Linked DNA regions of Homo sapiens: region 2 is linked to region 1. A link is a loop called in an ENCODE intact Hi-C map of the cell type or tissue named here. Cell type or tissue: K562. All regions are shown on one strand. Links, peaks and the distances in the headings refer to the core of each region. The heading gives the core; the rest is flanking DNA. Region 1 overlaps CGNL1 (cingulin like 1). Region 2 has its middle 66 kb from the start of LINC03065.

Region 1 (11,319 bases), core at 3,513-8,512:
GGTTCTACAGGAAGCCATTGGGGGCCCTCTGTATTTGTTGTTTTCACAGATTGACGTTTTTTGGGACATGTGTTTTGAGGGTTTTGTCCCATACCATACCTCACTGGTTCTATAACTCCTCCTCACCCTTTGCCCCAACACTGCTAAATCATCGATCAACAGAAACCCCAGGTTTGACCCTGCTTCTGGTGGGTGCCCAGCAGCAGCTGTGCTGGAGCACACTACTGCTAATTCCCCCCCACACTGAACTTCTGATTACCTTTCTTTTTGCCACCATCTTTTCCCCAGCAGCTTTTGTTAACCTTGGTTCTCTGCAGCAATTAACTTCAGCAGGTCGGCCACGTTGGCTGCTTCTCAAAGTGCAGCCAGCCCAACAGAGCCCAGGGACCGGAAGGCCGCTATGGGTCGTGTTTTAGCCCCACATCACATGGTTGGCAGAGCAGATCTGTTCCTATGCTCTGCAAACCAGGAGAGTCCGAAGTGATTTGGAATGTTTTCAAGATCCTGAGTTACTGCCTGTGGCAGCAGCTTGTAAACTGTTAAGCACTGTACAAATATAAACCATTGTTCTTGTGCAGTCACTGCAGGGACACAAGACTGGGTAGGCCCTGAGCTGTTTCTGTAGTGGCCCAGTCAGCCCTCGGTGCCTGACAACGTTTTCGAGATGATCCAGTCTGTGTTTGAGTCAGGTTGCTCTGTTCCGAGTTGTGCGTCTTCTTATTATCCTTGTACCTATGGCCCTAATGCTTAGCCATTTAAAGAAGCCACCATAACTTTCCTATAATATTTTAGGATTTTATTCTGGAGTTGCATGTTGTTTACATAAAGAACATAAGTCTGTGTGACTTTGTGAGATGAGAGCCTCAGGGGAACTAAGGGGAGTATTGCACTCAAGATAGTTGTATTTTATGGTAGGCACTAGTATTTGGTGCTGATTCAATCAACAACCACCTACCTGGCTAGTATTTTATCTGAGTAGTGTCTCTTCCATTTAACACCTTCTGTTCATCAAGTTCACCAACCTGTGTGTTTCCAAATTCCTTTTTGCCTGTGTCTGAGTCCAATTCATGGATTTTGTTGATGACAACTGCCTTTACCCAAATGGACCTTTGTTCTGTGGGGTAGTGTTCTCTTAGCGATTCATTTTTAGTTATTCTAACTGTAAGAACCATCTGCATAGCATAGTAAATACTGGAACATTAGGTGTGATGCTGTGTGTCACAGGATATAAATTGCCAAGTAGGTTTAGATTGTTGTAATGTATAACTTGACCTCGAATTTCAAGCATGAACATTCAGGTTTTCAGACACCATCCTGAATTCCCACCACCAGCAGCCTTGGCCATGTATTTCTGTAGCACGTTGTTTGTCTGCCCCTTCATTCCTGTGGATGTTTTTGGGTAAGTCAACTTTCCTATTTGGTCCTTGAATTTCAGAACCAACAATGCCCTTCTATCTCTGACAGCTTTATTTTGATCTTCTTCCTCATCACGGATTTAACAGATCTGATTGCTTTGCAGTGTGACTATGAAGTTCCCTGTGCCACCCGTTCCTGTGGCTACCTGGTTAGTAGGTGACAGCACTGTCCTTTCCCTGCCATTTGCAGGGAAATCTGAGTCAGACTACCCAGGAGCAGAAGCAGTTGTCTGAGAAGCTCAAAGAGGAGAGTGAGCAGAAGGAGCAGCTAAGAAGGTTGAAGAACGAGATGGAGAATGAGCGGTGGCACCTGGGCAAAACCATTGAGAAACTGCAGAAGGAGGTGAGGGGCTGGAGGAGGAAAGAGGAAGTAGGGCCAGATGTCTTTGTTGGACCCAGTCCCCTCTGAGGGTCTGGTGAAAGCCTGGGAAACCTGCAGTAGGTCTAAGCACAAAAGTGTCAGGGATTTGCAGATCCCAAGAGGCAGCTCTTTGGATTTGTTGAAAAGATAGACACTGGTCTAGAAAACATTAATGCCAGTACCCTCTGGATTCTGGGCACCAGAATCACCTCTTAACAGTTAGTAGAAGAAGGCTGTGTGTCAGTGCAGATGGAACCAATGTTGAGTGAATCAGAATCGACATCTCTGTGCAGAGTCTCTACCTTTGCATCTCTATTGCTTGTCCAGGAGTGTGAAAGGCAGCTTCAGAGCTCAGTAGCTGCTGCTCTTTCTCTTTATGTCTGCCCCACCATACCCAGAAGGGGTAAAGGCACAAAGCTGGCAGGCTTTCTGTATTCTGGGAGTTGACACGAGTGTCTGCTGTTTTCTGACATGTATTATGTACCAGGCACTTTACTAACTATTTTGTTTCTAACTAGAATTTTATCTGTATCTGCTGATAAAATTTTATCTGTATCTGTGGATACTAATTCTGACAACAACCCTGTAAGGTAGATATGATTTCGGTGTTTCCAGTGTGGACATGGCCAGGGCCCAGAGAGGTTAACGACGTGCCCCAGTCATGTACTGGTAAGTGGCACAGCAGCCCTAGGACCCTGAGGCTGTGTGCCTGGCTCCAAAGGACGTGCCTGCTCACTCCTCCATGCTGCTTCCAAGTCACAGGTGCCCACACCTGGCTGACTCAGGATCAGGTGCTGGGCCATCTTTGAGGGGGCCATAGAAGAAAGGGAGAAGAGGAGATGTGCTGTGTGTTGAAATGGGACCCAGACCCTGGTCTCAGAGCATCCCAGGGTGGGCTCACACCCGTGTCACTTCTTCTAGATGGCAGACATTGTTGAGGCCTCCCGTACCTCAACCCTGGAGCTCCAGAACCAGCTGGATGAGTATAAGGAGAAAAACCGCAGGGAGCTCGCAGAAATGCAAAGACAGTTGAAGGAGAAAACGCTGGAGGCAGAAAAGTCCCGACTGACAGCCATGAAAATGCAGGATGAGGTAATGCCTGGCCAGATAAGTTCTTCCTTTATCCCTTATTCAAAGTATCCTTTGCCCTGAAAGTCTTCTGTGAGGGACTTGGGGGTAGATTCGTGAGACAGCTTTGGTGCTTGACTCTTCATTCTTCACCTTCTGGATGGGTTCCGTGGGCAAATGGCATTCTGGAGCACAAAGGACCCACCGGCGGACTGTGAGGCTAAATGGACACAGCTTTAACCTGACCATTTTCTTGATGAATCTATAATTTTTTGCCTAAAATGTTTAGCTGCCATTTATGGAGCAGCCATGATGTGCCCAGCTGTGTCCAGATGATTTATTTATATGCTTTCATGTTTTAATTTAATCCTAGAATAGGGATTACAGTAACTGACTGTTTTTTGGCCATTGATTTTTGAAAATACAGACTTTTATTGGCATGAGGGTGGCGGACAAGAGTTTCACAACAACAATAATGGCGAGTAAAAGAAATCCTCAGGAATTTATGAGTATTGAAATGATTAAAACATTCGTTTTATATTTAAGAATAATTGAGCAAAGAAACCCAAATGCTAGCTCCCTTCAGGCTTGGCCTCTCAAGAACTGAGAAAAAGAAAGGGGATGTTTTTGATTGTTTTAATGGAAAGCCGGAGGCTTCAAAATGTAAGCACAGCCTATGCTGATTTCTAGCTATACCTCTTGCCAACTGGGTCACCTTGAGCAACTTAACCCCAGTTTTCTGAGCATATGTTTCTACCTCTTTAAAAATATACCAAATATTAGTGACTTAATTAAATGAGTTAATATGTGAGACTGTGTAGCAGCGAGTCTGTACATCCCGGACACTTCATAAATATTAATTTCCTTTTCTTTAATTTTAGGGGCTTATTTTTCATGAACAGTGCCGAGAGCACCAAGATTCCACAGGAAAACATTTTTTTCTTTAAAAAACAAACTTTAATTTCTTTGATGATCAAAGAAAAGTCACCCATGAGTCAGTGCTGAAACTGTGTAAAAGAACAATAGATATTTATTGCAGGCTTCTAGAACACTCTTGAAAGGCCCCTGATAATGGATCCCCTTTGGCTCAGGGTTATGTGATACAGGACTCCAAGTAAGCAGTGAAATTAGCGCACTGACATCACAGTTCTCTTTGGTATTAAAAAAAAAAAAATCACATTCATTACTACAGCACAGAGGCAGAAGGATTCAGGTATCTGCCAGAACACCAACAAGCACCTGGTCTGATTTGACTTCAGAAGATCACAGTGTCACAATGACCCCTGAAAAGTACTTCCCGTTGCGTTTTATATAATGATTTTTATGATAGAATCCTTGGGTTGGAAAGAAACATAGAGATCCTCTAGTTAGATAAGGAAACTGAGGTCCAGAGAGACTAGTTAAGGCCAGATGGAGACCAGTATTGTTTATAAAAGAGCAGTCCTTCCAAAACAAAAAAAAAAAAGGATTCCTTGCAAGGAAAATAAAGATGGCCCTTCCTGGATTTTTCTCACTGATGCAGCCCTGTGAGACACTGTTTCCATGTGAGCAACAGACATGGACACCTCATCATTCTGCAGGGAAACTGCAGTGAGATACCACCCTTGACTAAGTTGGTAGAGTGATGGAGTTGTTTAAAACAAAAGTGAATTAACAAGCCAAGGTCTCTCTGGATCCTTAAAAAACTCAGGCTCAACTCTGTTCACTGCCCCTCTGCTTGTGTTTTGATTGAGCTGGTTGAAGATCTTGGTTAAAAAAAAACCCCAAAAGCTACAGGAGTCCGTTCTAAGTGCTGTAATAGTGGCTGCCTTTGCTTTGAGAGAAATAGGCATTTTTCACCCATTCTACCTCTGATAAGCATGATCTTTAGAGAATCGAGACTTAGTGATTACCATTGTTCAGTTTATTTTCTACATCTCTTTTAGCAAAGGGTGATTTTAACTACTTAAAGGTAGCACTAGGAAGTTCAAAAGTTGTTTGCTTGCTTATGATTCAGGATACATTGTTCACAGACACCATGCTAGTTAATCTCTTCTGCCGGCCCTCGTCAAGGACTCTGAGTATGATGGGGCCCTTACCGGGTGTTAGGAGGGACCTGCTGGGTGTGGAAGGTGGGGCTGTGCTGAGCAGTGGAGGAGGGCACGCTGGGCATTGGGAAGGGGGACAGGAAGGAAACGCAGGCTGCACATTTGCCTGTCATTCTTTCTGACCCTCACACTCATGTTCTTTCTGGGTATCATCTCATTTGATTCTCATAATAGCTTTAGAAGGCTGATTTTATAATTATCCCAATTTTGTGAATGAGGAAACTGAGTCATAGAGCGTTTTTGTTTTTTGTTTTTTTAACGCTCTGGAATATAGCACATCCTCTGTATCCAGAAAATGTCCCATCACTGTTTTCCATGGGGTGATTTTCATTCTGTGCTTTCATGTACTTTCTGTCATGGTAACCACTAAAACCAGATGTGGGTCTTCATCTGGAGATGTCATCTTCAAGGCTAGGCTGTTCTCTTAGAAATGCCCAGTGCTCCTGTCAGCCTCCCAGAGAAGAACACATTTCCTCAAGCTTTTCCACGGGTTCTCCAAAGCTGTCCTCAACTACTGGGGCTTTCCAACTCTTCTGTGCCAGACACTGCAGAAGGGTGGCATTCTGTAGCGGAGATGGCCATTCACTTTCATATACTCTGAAGGAAACAGACCCCCTGGTGTATTATTCTATTCATGAGACTAGCTCTACTCAATACTAGTACCAACTCCAAGAGGGTAGGACACTTAGAACAAAGCAGACAGCCTGCGGCTTCACCAGATCAGCCCACACAGATGTTTAAGGAAGACCTACTGTGCCCTGAGCTGGCTGGTCTCCCCAGGGAGCTTCTAGAGAAGTTCAAGACACTGACTGGCCCTTGTGAATCAAGCTGTTTTGTCTGTTGCGCTTTCTTCAAAGCTGTTAGTTGAGTGCCACCTTGTGGATGGAAAAAACAACAACATTATAAATTAAGCTAGCTAATCATGTTCTTCTACAAAGCAGTGGCTTTCCCTAATGTGCCTGTGTATGTTGTTAGGTTTTTTGCCAGTAGGTTGCTTTGCGGTCATTAATTCAGTTGTGTGTTCTTTTTCACTGAGTTGAAACCTCTTTTGAGGTGACAGTGATACAGGTAGACAATAAATTACCCCCTGGGAAACATGTATTTAGTTAAGGGGCTCTCGAGAGGTTTTAACATGACCTAGTAAAAACGACATTTTGCATTCAGCTGAGCACGGTGGCTCATGCCTGCAATCCCAATACTTTGGGAGACTGAGGCGGGCATCACCTGAGTTGAGAAGTTCGAGACCAGCCTGGCCACCATGGTGAAGCTCCATCTGTACTAAAAATACAAAAATTAGCTCAGTGTGGTGGCATGCACCTGTAATCCCAGCTACTTGGGAGGCTGAGGCAGGAGAATTGTTTGAACTCAGGAGATGGAGGCTGCAGTTAGCCAAGATCGCACCACTGCACACCAGCCTGGGCAACAAAGCAAGACTCCATCTCAAAAAAAAAAGACAAAAAAAAACTATATCTTGCAACCCAGGAATACACGCATCTGCACAAATATATGAATGTCTAGCACAAAAGATTTGCAAATCAATATTTGCTAATACTCTGCTATTTTTTTCTGTTCTATTTAATTAAAAAATGCTGGTCAATATCTACCAAATAGAATTTGTAACCTAATAGGTTGCTGCCTGTAGCTGGAAAACCTCCTCTTTTTACAAAAAGGAAAGTAAGGCCCAGAGGGAGGTAGGACTTGCTCAAGGTCTTCTGATCTCCCATATTGTGGGAGTCCAGCTGATCTTCCTTTTGGTGGGGTCAGCCTGTGCACTGTCTGTGGAGGTCTCTATGCTCTTGATGCACCCCAGAAAACCATCCCAGCTGTCTCTCCTCCTAGATGCGTCTGATGGAGGAAGAGTTACGGGACTACCAGAGAGCTCAGGATGAAGCACTCACAAAAAGGCAGCTTCTGGAGCAGACGCTGAAGGACCTGGAGTATGAGCTGGAAGCCAAGAGTCACCTCAAAGATGACCGCAGCAGGCTGGTCAAGCAGATGGAGGTCTGTGGGCCGTACAGTGTGAGCTGGGGGACCTGCAGAGAGCGAGGCTGGGCCACGAGAGAAGCAGCCTCTTTGCTCTCAGCTCAGCCTTTGGGAAGTCTTGGATTTTTATTCTCTCCCACAGCTGGGTGTAGTGAGGTTATTTCTTGATTGAAGGAAGGGGCCAGTCATTTATAGACTCAGGACATCAGAGCTAGAAGGAATGATGGATATAAATTAGTCTAACATTCTCATTGTCTTGAGAGGAAATGGAACAGATTCTCAGGGACATTAGGTGATTTTGCCTAAGGGCACAGATAGTTCCTTTTCTGTTTGTTCTTTGGGGCAGTGCTTCCAGCTAACTAGAAGGAACCAGACTGCTGCATGTCCAGAGAGGAGCCTCCTAGGAATCATCATTCTTCATTTGCCACACCACATTCTCCATTCTTGCTTCCTGTTTCTGGCCCATTTTCCCTTAGAGGTTATTGGGCTTTGCCAGAGCTCGCAGCACACTGTGGCTCAATTTACTGTGGTATACATAGTATGTACATAGTCCAAGACAGCATATCAGAAAGTGCTGAATGCACTCACCAGATGGGGGTGATCTAGTCACAAGCTGAAAACACCACATATTAGAAAAATGTAAATGAAGTAACAGAATCTAAGTGTGAACAGTTCACTGAGGTTGACAAGAAGAACCTTAGAATCACTCCATCTGAACTTTTAAAAAAGAATAATTCTTAGGAGCAAAACTAACCCCCAGAAACACACACACACACACACACACACACACACACACACACACACACACACACGCCCCAGTAGAATTTAGAGAGAGGGAGAGACACTGAAAAAATGGAATTGAGAGAGACACTAAAAAATAGTCTCAGTCTTTTCAGAGAAGTTAAAATTGTCAAAGTTTTGATAAAAGACAGTGCTCAAGGCCATGGAGAGATGGCTTAAATTCAAAATCAATGGAATTCCTGATTCAACTTTGCAAATAAACAGAAATAATTTTCAAAACGTCCAGGGGACTTAGTAGCTGTTTATATCTAGGGAGTGTTGTTTAAGTCATTGAAGATTTTATTAGATGGGCCTCTTTTAGAGACTAGAATAACCTGATTACAGTTTTATTGCTCTTTTGTTGGACTGCTGTACATTTTGCTAATGTCCTGGCTCTGATCTCTTTAGGGGAGGTAATTCTAAGGCAAGCTAAGGTCAACCCACTTAACTAGAAACTGATTATTCTAGGGCCTTAAACAACCTGGCTCAAAACAAGCTAAAGCCCCTTCAGGCAGTGGAGGAAGAACCTTTGGAGTAATGGCCCTGGCCGGCACCCTTAACACTCCTGCTGGGTTCTGTGCAGTATGGCTTTTAGGCAAGAAGACAGTCTTATAAAGAGGTGCTTTTAGCTGGTGATTGGGTTGTTAGGTCATTTCCACTGCTATATCCTGACTAAAGAGATCGTTTCCTTTGGCCGACTTAGGTCTAGAAGGAGTGGCATAGCTAAGCTTCATTTGCCCCTTTGCAATATTTAGCTATTTTCTCATTAATTACAAAATGAATGGCTCTGAAGACCCTGCTACCATGAGATGCGCTTGAGGGGTGTTTCGTCCCCTAAGAGGCGGCAAGCAGGACCGTCTTGCTGTGACTACGTCTTGCCTGCTCCTTCACTAGCACTTAAATTAATTTTCAAGACTCAAGAGCTCTCCTAACGACGGACATTTTCTGTAAACTCAGGTGGCTGTTGTATGTAAATGCAGCTCTTGTGGATCCTGAGTGATGTCTGACTATAGTGAGACTGGTCTTGGAGGCATCAGGAACCACTGAATAAACAGGAGGCTTCGGTGCAGGGCCCAGCTCCAATCCAAGTTGGCCTTAGAGATGCTTGGCTCCTGGGTGAGGGTTTTCTAACTTCCCTATAGGTTTTGATCACTACCTGGGGGCCGTTCACAGACAGTCACTCACTCACAAGAATCCTGGGTGTTTTATTGTGATAAATAGAATAATATTTAGGGATAGAGGTGCCCATTGCTTGTCAATCCACTTTGGCAATTGCAGAGACAATATTTATATACAAATGCTGCAGGTTCACATTTAAAACTTGGAATGCCAATTGCTTTTTAGCATTTGTGGCTCTGAGTTTACTTAGACCTATGACAGATTGGCTGGTGACAGGAGAAACACGTGCTCAAGGCTGACAACCCCCAGTTGTAAGTGGGGTGGTTTGTGTTAGAAGCCTCTTTTCTTCATACACAAAGCTGCTTTGAAATGTTTTTCTCTGAACACTCAATTAGGTTAGATTAGGAGCCAACAAAGAAACCACCAATTATTATTCTGAAGTGATGATGAGTTTAACAGAATTGGTTAGCACTGTCTTTTGGTTAATCCAATGCAGGTTTGGGAGTGCATCGTGCAAATGCATGCTGTTCCTTAGAAGGCTTAGAAGGCTGCTGTAGATTGACTCCTGCAAGGCTCTTGCAGACAAAAGATTGTCCGGAGCGTCAAGTGTTTTTTCCACATTGTCTTTTAACAGGCACTGGCTTGGGTAGATCTGTTTAAAGTTATTGATTCACAGGGAGAAACAGAGACTTGACAGAAACATGCTCAAATATCCTTAGTGTTTGCATTAGGGTTTGGGATAATGTTTTTTCTTCTTTTATGTGTTTTCTACATAAACATTTTATGTTACACATTTTACATTACAAGTCATGAAACACATAGTTTAAGAAATATCTGCTTTGGGCAATGTAAGAAATAGATATATTGTTTTTCCAAACTCTAATGGTAGTTAGCTCTCATTTGCCCTTAGGATTGTTTCTCTGTGGGGGAGCCTTTGCTGTTAATCCCGGTCAGTGCAAGTTAAGTCAACTGTGTTTGTGATTTCCTTCTTAGGACAAGGTGTCTCAACTGGAGATGGAACTGGAAGAAGAGAGAAACAACTCAGATTTGCTGTCTGAGAGGATCAGTAGGAGCAGGGAACAGGTACTATTCTATAGGTGAATGATGCGTGGATTGTCCTGTGTGAAAAAGGAACATGAGGGGTTAATCCTGGGGCTTCAGTTAAGTCCAGGAGAGAAAAATTCATGCCATCTAGAAATTGATGGAAGATTGAATAGTCATCACCATAGTGAGCTTCTAGGAGAGACTTTGACCAGATTACTTGTATTTTAGATTTTAAATTTTACTCCTTGGTCAGATTATTTCCTGATCTATACCTAGCATCATTTCAAGGTTTTTAGGTTTTGATTTCATCTTTTTCATTAAGAAAGTGCCAATGCTAGTCAAGAAAGAGTGAAGGGCTTTCTAAATGTTGATATACAGTTCGTCTAGCACCATTTCCAGGCTCTAGGCGTACAACTGGGTAAGTTGTCATTAAAAGCACATTCTATCATTAGAAGTTTCTACATGTATCCACAGGTGTCTTGTAAATGAAGGGCTGAGACTAGTGAATACAAATTAATTATCTTTGAAACTGCTGCTGAGTGTTCTGAATCCTCTTCCCAAAATGCTTCCATATTTTATCTGTCAAGTGGTTTGGGCATGCACTGGGGACACAGAAACTAGTTAACAGTACCTCTGTTTCCTCGTGATCTCACTGCTCTCCCCAGATCTCACTTGCCACTCCCAGTCTATCTCAAAGCCCCTCTGAACCTTCACTTAATTAAAAAATGGAAACAGAGGTCAAAAGCCTTTGGATAATACTGCATGTATTATCTGCACTTCGCTTGAGAAATTAGTTCCGTCATCTATAACACGAGCATAACTCTCCCCGATTGTCTCACAGTGTTGTCATAAGGATCAAATGTAAGTGAAACTCCTTCCAAAACTGCAAAAAGCATTCACTTGGAAAGTACTGTTATTGAACGTGAATGCTTCATAGGTGTGTGTACTGCTAATTAACTTGTCAAGGAAAAGGCTGCATCGTAGAGCCTACTTTCTGTTGCACCTAACATGGTGCTGGCTACCACATTCCACACACTTGCTTGTTGAACTAATGACCCTTAGAGCCTCAGCCCTAAAAGGCACTTTTCCCTCTATGGCCAATAGATTGTTATTCATAACCACTTGGGAAACTTCCACTTTCTGCCTTATGTTTTTGTCTTCTTTTTCAAATCTTCCCTATTCCAAAGGGCACTTTCCTCTGGTCTCTTCTGCTTATTCACATGGACTTCCCTTTCCTCGGTTCAGGGTGACCAAGAATTGGAAGTTCCAGAGCTTGGGGATAGCACCTTATGAGCAGGCAGCCCTGCTCAAAGTAGAACGTGAATCCCTGGCTGCTTTTCCGTATTCTTTTAGGTCCCTGTTGATAGATTTCTTTGCAAACAAGTGGGATACTCATGCTCCTTTGCTCCTGAGAGTGAAGAAAGTTGCAACCCAGCTGTGTTCCCTCCACCCTCCTCATGGA
Region 2 (11,319 bases), core at 3,716-8,715, 710 kb before region 1:
TCTTATCGTTTCTAAGCCGCAATTAAAGAGAAAAAAAAGGATGCATTCAAGGTAAATTTATGTATTTCAGTAATAAGCACCATGGACTTTGTGGTCTTGCCACACCCGTAATCCCCAGAAACTGGGTGTATCAGTCAGCGTACCACCGGCAGGAAACAGAAGGCTCATTCACAATGGAAACTCTGGGGAGACTTTAATAAAGACTAGTTTTGGCCGGATGCGGTGACTCATGCCTGTAATCCTAGCGCTTTGTGAGGCCGAGGCGGGCAGATCACTTGAGGTCAGGAGTTTGAGACCAGCCTGGCCAACAAGGCGAAACCCTGTCTCTACTAAAAAATACAAAAAAAGAAAAAAAGAAAAAATTACCCAGGCATTGTGGTGGGCACCTGTAATCCCAGCTACTCAAGAGGCTGAGGCAGGAGAATCACTTGAACCCCAGAGGCGGAGGTTGCGGTGAGCCAGGATTGTGCCACTGCACTCCAGCCTGGGTGATAGAGTGAGACCCTCCTTAAAATATAAATAAATAAATAAATAAATAAATAAAGACTCGTTTTTACTTATCTTTTATTTCTATTTATTTAATTTTTTAGAGACGGGGTCTCGCTATGTGCCTAGGCTGATCTCGGATTCTTCCCACCTTGGCCTCCCAAAGTGGTGGGATTACAGGCATGAGTCACCATGCCCAGCCTAAACGAGTTTTTAAAAATATAGACTGGGCATAGAGAACCACAGGGGTCGTACAGTGCCCCTAGACCTGAAGCAACAAGTGGAGGAATCTATTATGGAAATTTGAAGACAGCTAGGTAGAGAGGGTGCTTTACTGGAGCTGTGACCTTTGGTTGCCGAATGCAGTCATGGCAACCTCACAGGCAAGGTGCAGGGAGGGAGCAACCTTACACTCAACTGTTTTTTCAAACTTCTGCACATTTGCTGAGCTCACCTAGAAGCCACAGGACACAAGCGTGTGCTGTAGTCCTTATAGGACAGTCTGCCAGGGTGGAGAAAGATGGAACGTGGATCTAAAGGGCAAATGGGAGATATCCAGCACACCACGTGAAAAAATTAACAACCTCAGTGCAGTAAGAGATCATGAAGAACGCAGGCTGAAGTATTTTATGCTCCTGAATTTATAATGTTCACAGATTAAATTTATTCTTTTTTTTTTTTTTTTTTTTTTTAGACAGAGTCTCACTCTTCGCCCAGGCTGAAGTGCAGTGGTGTGATCTCAGCTCACTGCAACCTCTGCCTCCCGGGTTCAAGCGATTCTCCTGCCTCAGCCTCCTGAGTAGCTGGGATTACAGGTGCGCACCACCCCCAGCTAATTGTTGTATTTTTAGTAGAGATGGGGTTTCTCCATATTGGCCAGGCTGGTCTCCAATTCCTGACCTCAAGTGATCCACCCACCTTGGCCTCCCAAAGTGCTGGGATTACAGGCATGAGCCACTGCGCCTGGCCTGAGTTTATTCATTCTTTTTAAAGATAGTCAACACAATCTACTCATGTGATTTGAGGTCGTTTTGCTTAGTTTAGCACACAGTGCCGTGGAGTATGAGAAGTGGAAAGCACTCTAGAGATCTCGCTGAACACCCTTATTCCATAGATGAGGAAGTCAAGACTTAGGAACATGACACAAATTCCTCCAAAGTCACTTATCCAAAGTTGCATAATCAGCATGCACACCCAAATCTACTGATGCCCAGTCCAGAGCTTCTTCCACTATTGGCAGCTGAAATCCATGCTGGACGTGCAAGTTGTGCTCATTACAAACTGCCAGACTGTGATACAGCTGTGGTCTGAGCCTGGAGCATCCCTCTGCCTTAGTCTTATTATTCTCTTCATTTTAAACATTTACCTGAGAAGCTGAATTCCAAAGACACTTTTCCTAAAAATAACTCAAAGACATGCAGGAGGAAATTAGCATACTGTATTTTCTTCAGCTATAATTTACAGTGTGTAATCTAAAAATGTGCAACAAAGCAATGCTAGTAGTGCAGAGAAAATTCCCCTGGGATATTTGGTTCCATTTAAAAACACCTCAGTATGGGGGGGATGTGGGAGCAGCAGCCTGTGACACACTTCCATCAGGGCAAAATGTTATTCCAGTGATTCACAGCCAGAGGCCTGACAAACACTTTGAGTCGATATAAAGGTTCTTGCCATCAGGATAAAAATGAGAATTGCAGTGGGTGGTCCCATTCTAGCCTCATGTCTCCTTCTACTTCTGTCCTGGCTTAGGTGGTTGCCCTGGAAACAGTGGGGTAGCAAACAAAACCATTTGGAACAACTTTTAGAAAGCCTTATGTACAGAGGCCTGATGTTTATTTGTTGCTGCCTTTTCCAAAGGCTTTCTTCCCCTGAGAGGGTGTGCTTCTTGGACTACCTTGAAAGCTAGTTCATGTTAAAGTCTTTGGCAAGGTCCAGTTGGAGGGCTGGCCAGAGTTTGGCAGAGAATAGGAGAAAGGGGCTTTGCTTATCATTATTCAGCTTTGGATCCCCACACAGATGGCCCTGATCTCCTCCTCCCCCACCTAAGAATTTTTCTAAAATGACACCCAAGTTTTTCTTGGCAGAAGTTATAATTCCTGGCAAACAGTTCACTGCAGCTCTAATTATGATGACAGCTTTAATGGAGAAGATAATCATATTAAATGGTTCTTATTCACTTCCATGTGATGAATTAGTGATTACCATAAAATGTGTTAAGCAGCTAAAAGTAAGGGGAAGGGATAATGTACTGAGCTACAAGTTGAGGTTTTAGGGATTCCAAAACTGGGTAGGAGATAGGATAAAATGAATTTCATCAGATACCAGGGGTGATCAGGTATCAAGGGAGGGTATTCTCAATAAACTGACTTGGCAGGACTCTTCCTAAAACTACACCAGGCAGGCCAAAGACAGGATGGGGACCAGGGGAGAGGCCTAGTCGAGAAGAGGGTTCAGGGGAACCTGACTAAAGTTTGGTAAAGAAGTCTTTATCATATCCACCACTTGTACAACATACTTTTAAATACTGTGACTCAGATACGGAAAGGTAAGAATGAAAAGGAGGGAAAGAGGAAAGGAAGAAAGGAAGGGAGGGAGGAAGAAAGGAAAGTTTGTAAAATTGCCTTCCGAATTCAGGCTCTTCTGTACGTTGCTACAAAGTTGTCTGGGGTGGAGGGAACACATTTGGTCTTTGAAACAGCCAAAGGACATTAAGGGCCAGTCTTAAAAATAAGGAGGAGATCAAACTGAGTAACACTGTATGACTATAAAGCAATGGGCTGGTGGTTCTTGTGTGGTTTATGAATAGGGTGACCAAACTCAATCCATTTTGCCTGGAACTTTCTCAGTTTTAGGACTGGACATCTCCCTCAGTTCCAGGTAAATCAAGAAGATTTGCCTAAGACTCTCCCAGTTCTATAGCCCCACATTCTGGAAAACAGAAATAATCAGTCACCCTATTCATCAAAAGAGCTCTGAAGGTAGTTCCTAACAAGAAGTTCCAAAATCATTTAGAGCCATAGCACCTGACAAACTAGGCTTCCAATATAAGGGTTGTTCAGAAAACAAAAACAAAACAGCCTCATTCATTTAGTCACATATTATGTGAGAAAATAAATATTCACCCTGACTCCTATTTAATTAGAAGTACCTTTACTTAGATACTTTGATTCAAATACAGGGCCCAAACACCTCTCCACAAATGTTTGGTTGAAGAAAGCTTATTTACCTAATTAGAATATTTATGTGCCATCATGCATGTTTTATTTTTATATTAATATATCTCTTTGTGTTTTATTACAAAAATCTTGCTTTAAAAAAGACATTCAAATTTGTTTTTCATTCATCTGTAAGCTACAATACATGTAGTTACTATGTGTAGTAATCAAAGTGTGTGTGTGTGTGTGTGTGTGTGTGTGTGTGTGTGTGTGGTCTTCCATGAGGAAGCAACCTTCTTTATCCTCATCTTCTCTAAACCCTAATTCATTTGTACTTTCACTCATTTTCCCAAGGAATATGTTATTCCTTTAGAAGTCATTTTTAATGGCTAGAGAAAGATAAAGAAGGCTAAATAGGAAAGCCTTGCTCAGAAAGCCCTGTTGCTCCTGCTGCTGCTTTGAATAACACCTTATGGTTACACTATGTTATCCTTCTAAAATCTACTTTACATGGTTTCTCATATGTGTGAAGACCTTCATCCCTGAGAAGTGAGGGCCTAGGCAGGCTGGGAAGAGATATGGTAGCTGGGAGCCTGGGACATGTCTGAGGCTCATTGGAGCTGAAGAGGTAGAGATTCAGGGGAAGCATTCTACGGAGAAGCTGAATTTAAAACCATTTGGGCAGTACCAAAGAACCATCTTTTCTAAAAGGTTGGGTAGAGACAGAGTATCCATCCAAATATGAGGACAAACTGGGAAAATCCATTGTGAGCAAGCAAGTTTAAAACACAGCACAGAGGGAGAAGGTAAAAAAAATATTTAAGGTAGGTTTCTTAATTTTTTTATAGGATGCCAGCAGCCTTAGCCTGATGTGGGAGGAGGCTCTAATCAGGTCTGGCTCTTCTTCCACATTCCACTCCACTGGGTGGTGTTTTTCACTGGGTGACTACAAAGTCTTAACATGTTTAGGTGGGTTCTTAGTTGAGGTGGGAGCGTTTCATGTGTTTGCTTCTCTAGCAGACATCCTTTCTCAAGGACAGGTACCAGATCTGGCAGTGGCACTTCTGAGAATCCAGAACCTTTTGCAAGACACGTGGGCTCTTCTAACTCAGTTGTCAGGGTAAATTACTTGGCTCTGTGTCTAGGGCAGAGTCTCAGTGAACTGAGCTAGCATGAGCTGGCTGAAACAGACCTCATCTCTGCTTTTACTAAGAAAATAGAAACAACCACAAGACAACTGTAACATTTCCCACCAGCATTCTCATTAAGTTTTGCCTTTCCTTCCTTGATGATGGAAAAACTGTCCTAGACTCTTAGTCCTCCTAGACCTTGTGACTTAAGCCCTGGATTCCCCATCACCTACTCAAAGGCTTTGCTCTTTTCATCAATCACTGTCTCCACCATCTCTACATCTCCACTCTCTGTTTGATCATTCCCATAGCAGATACACATGCTATAATATCTCCTGTCTTTAAAAAACCTGTCTTCTCTAGAATTACACCCTCCTCCAACTACTCCCTCCTGCTTCTCAGGCCTCCTTACATCATCATTTCTAAAGCAAGTTGTCAATACTCAGTGTCTCTCCACTTCCTCATTTCATGGTCTCTTTTCAGTCTTCTCCAATCATGTTTGCTTCCCTATGATTGCACTGAAGCCATTCTTCTCAGGATCACCAGTGAGCTCTACATGTCTTAAATCCTCTGAACAATTTCCCAGCCCTTCTCTTACTTGACCTCTCAGTGGATTTTATTTCACTTGGTGAACCACCTGGAATCTGAGTCAACGCACTGTCTCGGTTTTCCTCCTGTGTCCCTGGATTGGCCTCTTCTGAGTCTGCTGGCTCCTTCCTCTTATTCCTCATTTTTTAATTTCTTTAAACATCTTCTGTTCTTTAAATACACTCGTTCACTTTATAGGAGATCTTATCCAGTCCCATGGCTTTAATTTCTGTCTCTCTGTCAATAACTCCCAGATCTATATTCTCTAGCCCTGACATTTCCCCTGAGCTCCAGACTTAACATATTCTGCCACCTACTTGACATTTCCATTAGATGTCTAATAAGCATTTCAAATTGAACATTTTCAAAATAGAACTTGGTCTTATCTCCCAAACCTGTTTTTCTTACAGTTTTATACACTGCAGCTCCTGGCTTTACCATTCATCCAGCAGCTCAGGATATAGACTTGAGGCTCATTCTTGACCACTCTATTCCTCTTACACTCACATATCATAAAAACCCAATTGTGTGGGCCCCTGCCAGACCTGACTACCTCTATTAGTGATGGCCAGGACGGGCTATCTTCAAAATTCCCAGCAGATGATTTCCAGGATTAGTGCTGTAGTCTTCCCTCGTGTGTCTATGGCTCCCAGGATTGGGTATGAAATGGTAAACCCAAAGTGCTTGAGGAAGGTGACTCTGGTGCAAACTGAGTTCCCGCATCTAATTTAGCCACTCCAACTCTATGACAAGTGATTCTTAATCCCAAGGAAGAGGAGCAATTATACTCTTTCAAAAGCCGGTTTCCTAGAGAAGGAAACCCAGAGGTGGAGACTTCAGGGCTGGGTCTTCCAAGCACTAGATATTGCTCATCTCAGTGGATGGAGACATTCACGTGGACTGGGCTGGGTCAGGTAGGTCAGGGGAAGGCAGGAATACCTTAAGTAAGGCTTGTTAGGAGACTGCATCTGCATCTGAGAACCAAGAAAAGCCTCCATCCCTTTTGAGCATGTCAATTATTACAACAGACTATGAAAAGAAATGTGTAGGGAATTGTCTAATGAATTCCAGGAATTGATAAATATATTTGATAAATCATGTGGGCTCTTCCTCTGGGACTACAAACACTTGAAGCATAATGCAGATGTCTCGACTGGACAGAATAGAGCCCAGTAATTCTTCCATTCTCTTGGACATGTACTTTTCAGGGTTGGCCTGCAGGTGGTGGTGTAGCCCACAGAGGACTTGAGGACCTGTCTGGACAAAGGACTCACAGGATGTTAGATTTAGATTCGTATATTAGGATTTTGTCCAAGTAGCTCATGCCTCCTTGATCCTGCATGAGAAGATGACTAGGGCCTGCACAGCCAAAATGACACCATAATCTGCCAGATCCCCCCTCTCCCATTGATGTCAAAGCTCTTGGACCAGTAAGCTGGGTTATCTACAACCTCTTCCCTGTCCAGGCAGAGGATAAGAGAAAAACTCCCTCCCAGATACACTCAAAATGTACTTCCCACGTGAGGTTGCTAGTGCCTTTGAAGAGAGGGCATCTGTGGGTTAAGTGGCCAATTCATCATGGTGCTGGTGTTGTTGCTCCCAGACTCAGTACATGAAGTTAGCATCCTCCCTTTCCCCACACATTCTCCACCCCTGCCAAAGCCTTGGAAATAGAATTGCTGTCCATCACTGGCTTGGCAGGAAGCCACACATATTTGTAGTGGGGTCACAAATTCATTCACTCTGTACTCAGATGTGCGAGGAAAATATAGCTTCTGTATTTCTCCATAACTCATCTACTCATCCACAGGGAATTGGGAAAAAAGGACCCTAAATTTATCCCCTTCAGTTAAACTTAGTTCAGCTCAATAATTCAGATGCCTTCTTTATGTAAATTATCTTTAGTTTCTTTAGGTAAAATACGGTCTTTACATTTTCTCTCCATCTCTTTGTTGTCCTCCAAGTTAGTGACTCTGTCTCTGTTTAGTGGGGTCTGTAAGAATTTAGATGACCCACGCAGCAGAGATATTATCTGAATCCTCACTAACCAAAGGTGAAGTGGCTAGATTTTCTGTTTACTGGACTGGTGACCACTGAAGGTTGATTTTTCTGGTTTGGCTTTTTGAGGTAAAGTAATTTCCTCTGGAATCTGTGTTTCTGGCCATCTCAAAGTTTCTACTCAGGTACCTCTTTGTTTTAACCAGAGCCCTTTGGCGTACCTCTGTGCTCTCAAAACCTCTGTCTCATCAGAACACACGGGACTTGCTAGATCACCTGTACAACATCCCGGCCATGTAAGCCCAGGAGTGATGGCTCAAGCTCATCTATCAACCCACCTACTATACCACCTCCTCACCATCACTCCTTGCCAAGACTCTGGCCTCTGGCCTTCTCACTTCTTGTCTTCCTCATTTCTTCCATAATCCCTTGGAACTGGAAGGGGCAGTCTTTGGGCAACTCATTCACCCATGTACTATCTCCCTTCCAGGGTAGAGCAACGCATATCATGACCTAGCTTTCATAGGTGGTAAGGTTATCTTCTTTTTTCTTAAGAAAAAAACACTATGAGTTGAGGGCCCCATCTTAGTTCATGGTATGCCTTAAATCTGAATTTAAAAATCCTTTCTGGACAAAGCCTAAGTCTTGCTATAGATCAGTACGAACAATAATCAAAGCACAAAGGTCAGAAATTACTTTGTTGTTTTAGAGTTATGCTGTGCAATATGGTAACAGCTCCATGTGTCTATGTAACTTTAATTTTTAAATAATTAAGGTTTTTAAATTCAGGTCCTCAGTCATACTAGCTACAATACAAGTTTTCAGAAGCCACATGGGGATAGTGGCCACTATGTTGGACATCAAATATATAAAACATTAGCAGCATCACAGAAAGTTACATCGGACAGCTATTCTAGAGGCTGTCTACCCTTTTCCCTTTTCTGAGGCACTAAAACGCTTTTTCTTTTTGGTGACGGAGTCTCACTCTGTTGTTCTGGATGGGGTGCAGTGGTGCAATCTCAGCTCTCTGCAACATCCACCTCCCAGGTTCAAGCAGTTCTCCTGCCTCAGCCTCCCAAGTAGCTGGGATTACAGGTGCCCGCCACCAAGCCCAGTTAATTTTTGTATTTTTAATAAAGATGTGGTTTCACCATGCTTGCCAGGCTGATCTTGAACTCCTGACCTCAAGACCCACGTTGACCTCCCAAAGTGCTGGAATTACAGGCTTGAGCCACCGCTCCTGGCCTAAAATGCTTTTTAGATGGGTGGGAGCTTCCCAGAGAAAAAACAATTACTTATAATGGCCGCTGCTCTGCACTCCCAAGACGCGGGTTAGTCGATAAACCCCACCCACTTCCCCAAGTGCCGGTGGTATTCTTCTCTGTTTCTCCTAAGGAGAGGCTACATAATTTATGGAGCCCAGTAAAAAGCAAAACTTTATTCACAAATTATTTTAAGTTTCAAGCTATCAACACCAGAGCATGAATCCAAGTACAAGGTCTGAGGGCGGGTCCCAGTGTGACTGCATAGGGCTCGCACCTAGGAAGCTGGCCTTCTTTGAAGAGAATTGCACCCAACAGAGATGTCAAGGCAGCACTGTGGGCTCACTGGGGAATTTACTTATGAGCAGCAATGCCAGAGCCCACAGCTGCACTAGTGCTGACCAGGCTCAGATGTTAACTCTGACAGCTGCCCAGGGAATGCCTGTGGCTAGATGGAGCCACCCAGCCAAAAAGAAGTGACAGGAAATAAGGGCCCCAACATGTTGTATTGGAAAGCCCATTGCTGGAAGCTCTGGACATGTCAGCTGCTTCCAGCTGGGCATGTTTCTATCATAGCCAGGGTTGTGTCCAGCCAGGAAGGCTGAGACCTGTCAAGTCCATCATTTTAGAAACTGCTGAAGGATGGGGAAAAGGCAACACACCCAGGAACTACGGCACAGAGAACTATGGCCAGCTTTCTTACCTGGACTCTGGCTGTGAGCAGAGCATGGTGTCCAGGAGCCTGTGTGCAGAGGAGGTCTTACCTCCCCAACCTGAGAGACAAAGGGATTTGAGGTGGCTCACGCCTGCAATCCCGGCACTTTGGAAGGCTGAGGCGGGTGAATCACTTGAGGTCAGCAGTTCAAGACCAGCCTTGCCAAATGGTGAAACCCTATCTCCATTAAAAATACAAAAATTAGCCAGGTGTGGTGGCAGGCGCCTATAATCCCAGCTACTCGGGAGGCTGAGGCAGGAGAATTGCTTGAACCTGGGAGATAGAGGCTGCAGTGAGCTGAGATCGCACACTGCTCTCTAGCCTGGGTGACAAGAGTGAAACTCCATCTTAAAAAAAAAAAAAAAAGAAAGAAAGAATCTACTAGTAAGTCAAGTAGATGGAAACAGAGGAAACCAGACAAAAACAAAAAGATGTGAGGTGGAAGGTGAGACTTGGAACTTGTAAATAGTCTGTAAGATAAGTAAATTAACTCCCACAGCTTTTTAGAGTATAGCAGATTGGTACCTACACATAGAAATAATTGGCAAAATGCAGTAAAAAATAACTTTTAAATAAACAGCTGAATGCAAAAGGAAGAAAACGGTTTTAGAATAAAGAGAGAGGACGAAGCCGCAGTGGGTTCAGCCTGACTTGACCCCAGCTCAGCTGATAGGCTCAGTGGTTCTTGTGCAGAATTCTCCTTGGATGCCCTTGTTGCTCATATTGACCCCTGGCTTTTGGCCTGGGGGACCCAGGCCCCAGGCCACCTTCTCTGTTTAGGTTCAGAAGCTGCAAAAGAGAACTGCCTGAATTCCCTGAGACACAGGCTCTGGAGACCCAGGAGAAGTCCTTGGAGGAAAACCTTGAAGAGCTACTCCTGCCATGAAGAGGGAAATAGAAAAGTCCAAATCCGCAGTCTGAAAAAGTAGTATGGAATCCTGGGCTTTTCGTTTCTCCCAGGGGTCTTTTAAATTTTAATCCTACCTTCTAACTTCCAGTATAGAGGAAAGGGGAGAATAAAGAAAAAAACGGCTGGGTGAGGTGGCTCACACCTGTAATCTCAGCATTTTGGGAGGCCGAGGAGGGCAGGTCACTTGAGGTCAGGAGTTTGAGACCAGCCTGGCCAACATGGCAAAACCCCATCTCTACCAAAAATTCAAAAATTAGCTGGGTGTGATGGCGCATACTTTTAATCCCAACTACTTGGGAGGCTGAGGCGGGAGGATCACTTGAACCCGGGAGGTGGAGGCTGCAGTGAGCCGAGATCATGCCAGTGCACCACTTCAGCCTGGGCAACAGAGTGAAAAAGAAAAGAAAGAAAAAGACTAGCTCAACCTAATAGAAAGTAGAAAAGAATAAAGAATCAAAGTTAAAGAATAACTGGCTGAAGGAGGATTGCTTGAACCTGGGAGGCAGAGGTTGTAGTGAGCCAAGATCGCACCACTGCACTCCAGTCTGACTGACAAAGTGAGACCCTGACTCAAAAAAAAAAAAAAAAGATAAATAGAAAACACAACATGAACCATGTATCAATAATCAAAATTCATATAAATATTAACATATTGAATTTCCCTACAAAAAGATGGAGATTCTCAGGATTTTTAAAAATTCAGCCAAGAGACTACCTAGAACTTGATGACACAGAGAAATGATTATGTAAATAGATGGATAAACTGTACTAGAAAAATATTTTTTTAATTAAACGTAATATTATCATCTTTTTTTAAACTTTAAGGCAAAATAAAAGTAAGGGATAAAGAGGGCCATTATATAATGATAAAAGGATAAAAAGATAAAAATAAGAATTCACATTGAAGAAATAGTAAGTTGGAACTTCAGTGTGTGTGTATGTGTGTGTACACACAATACATTGTCAAAATTATAAAGAGAAAATGATAAATGTATAATCATAGTTGTAGAAGATGTAAAGAACACAGGTAATACCTACACCCAAAATTATAGGAAACGCATTCTTTTCATTATTT

What was found. Peaks named below come from ENCODE experiments on the same cell type or tissue, not always from the same donor. Only the 100,000 strongest peaks of a DNase experiment are listed, where the experiment ranks them.
Region 2: a loop joins it to region 1, with 4 times the contacts of the local background. A loop is called at or near these places in 13 of 110 quality-filtered maps.

The regions. Positions count from the first base shown.
Region 1 is chr15:57,521,884-57,533,202 of GRCh38, forward strand. CGNL1 (cingulin like 1) reads left to right here. Exons shown (of 19, transcript NM_032866.5): 11 at 1,606-1,758; 12 at 2,698-2,868; 13 at 6,771-6,932; 14 at 9,807-9,896. Among named protein-coding and RNA genes, the nearest start is that of GCOM1, 64 kb to the right of the region's middle. RefSeq lists an enhancer at 5,407-5,990. In K562, for the core only: a CTCF peak has its summit at 5,810 (motif pointing left); a DNase peak (open chromatin) is centred at 5,778; H3K27me3 peaks cover 589 bases.
Region 2 is chr15:56,815,318-56,826,636 of GRCh38, forward strand. No RefSeq gene overlaps it. Among named protein-coding and RNA genes, the nearest start is that of LINC03065, 66 kb to the right of the region's middle. RefSeq lists an enhancer at 8,850-9,019. In K562, for the core only: a CTCF peak has its summit at 6,583 (motif pointing right); a DNase peak (open chromatin) is centred at 6,584.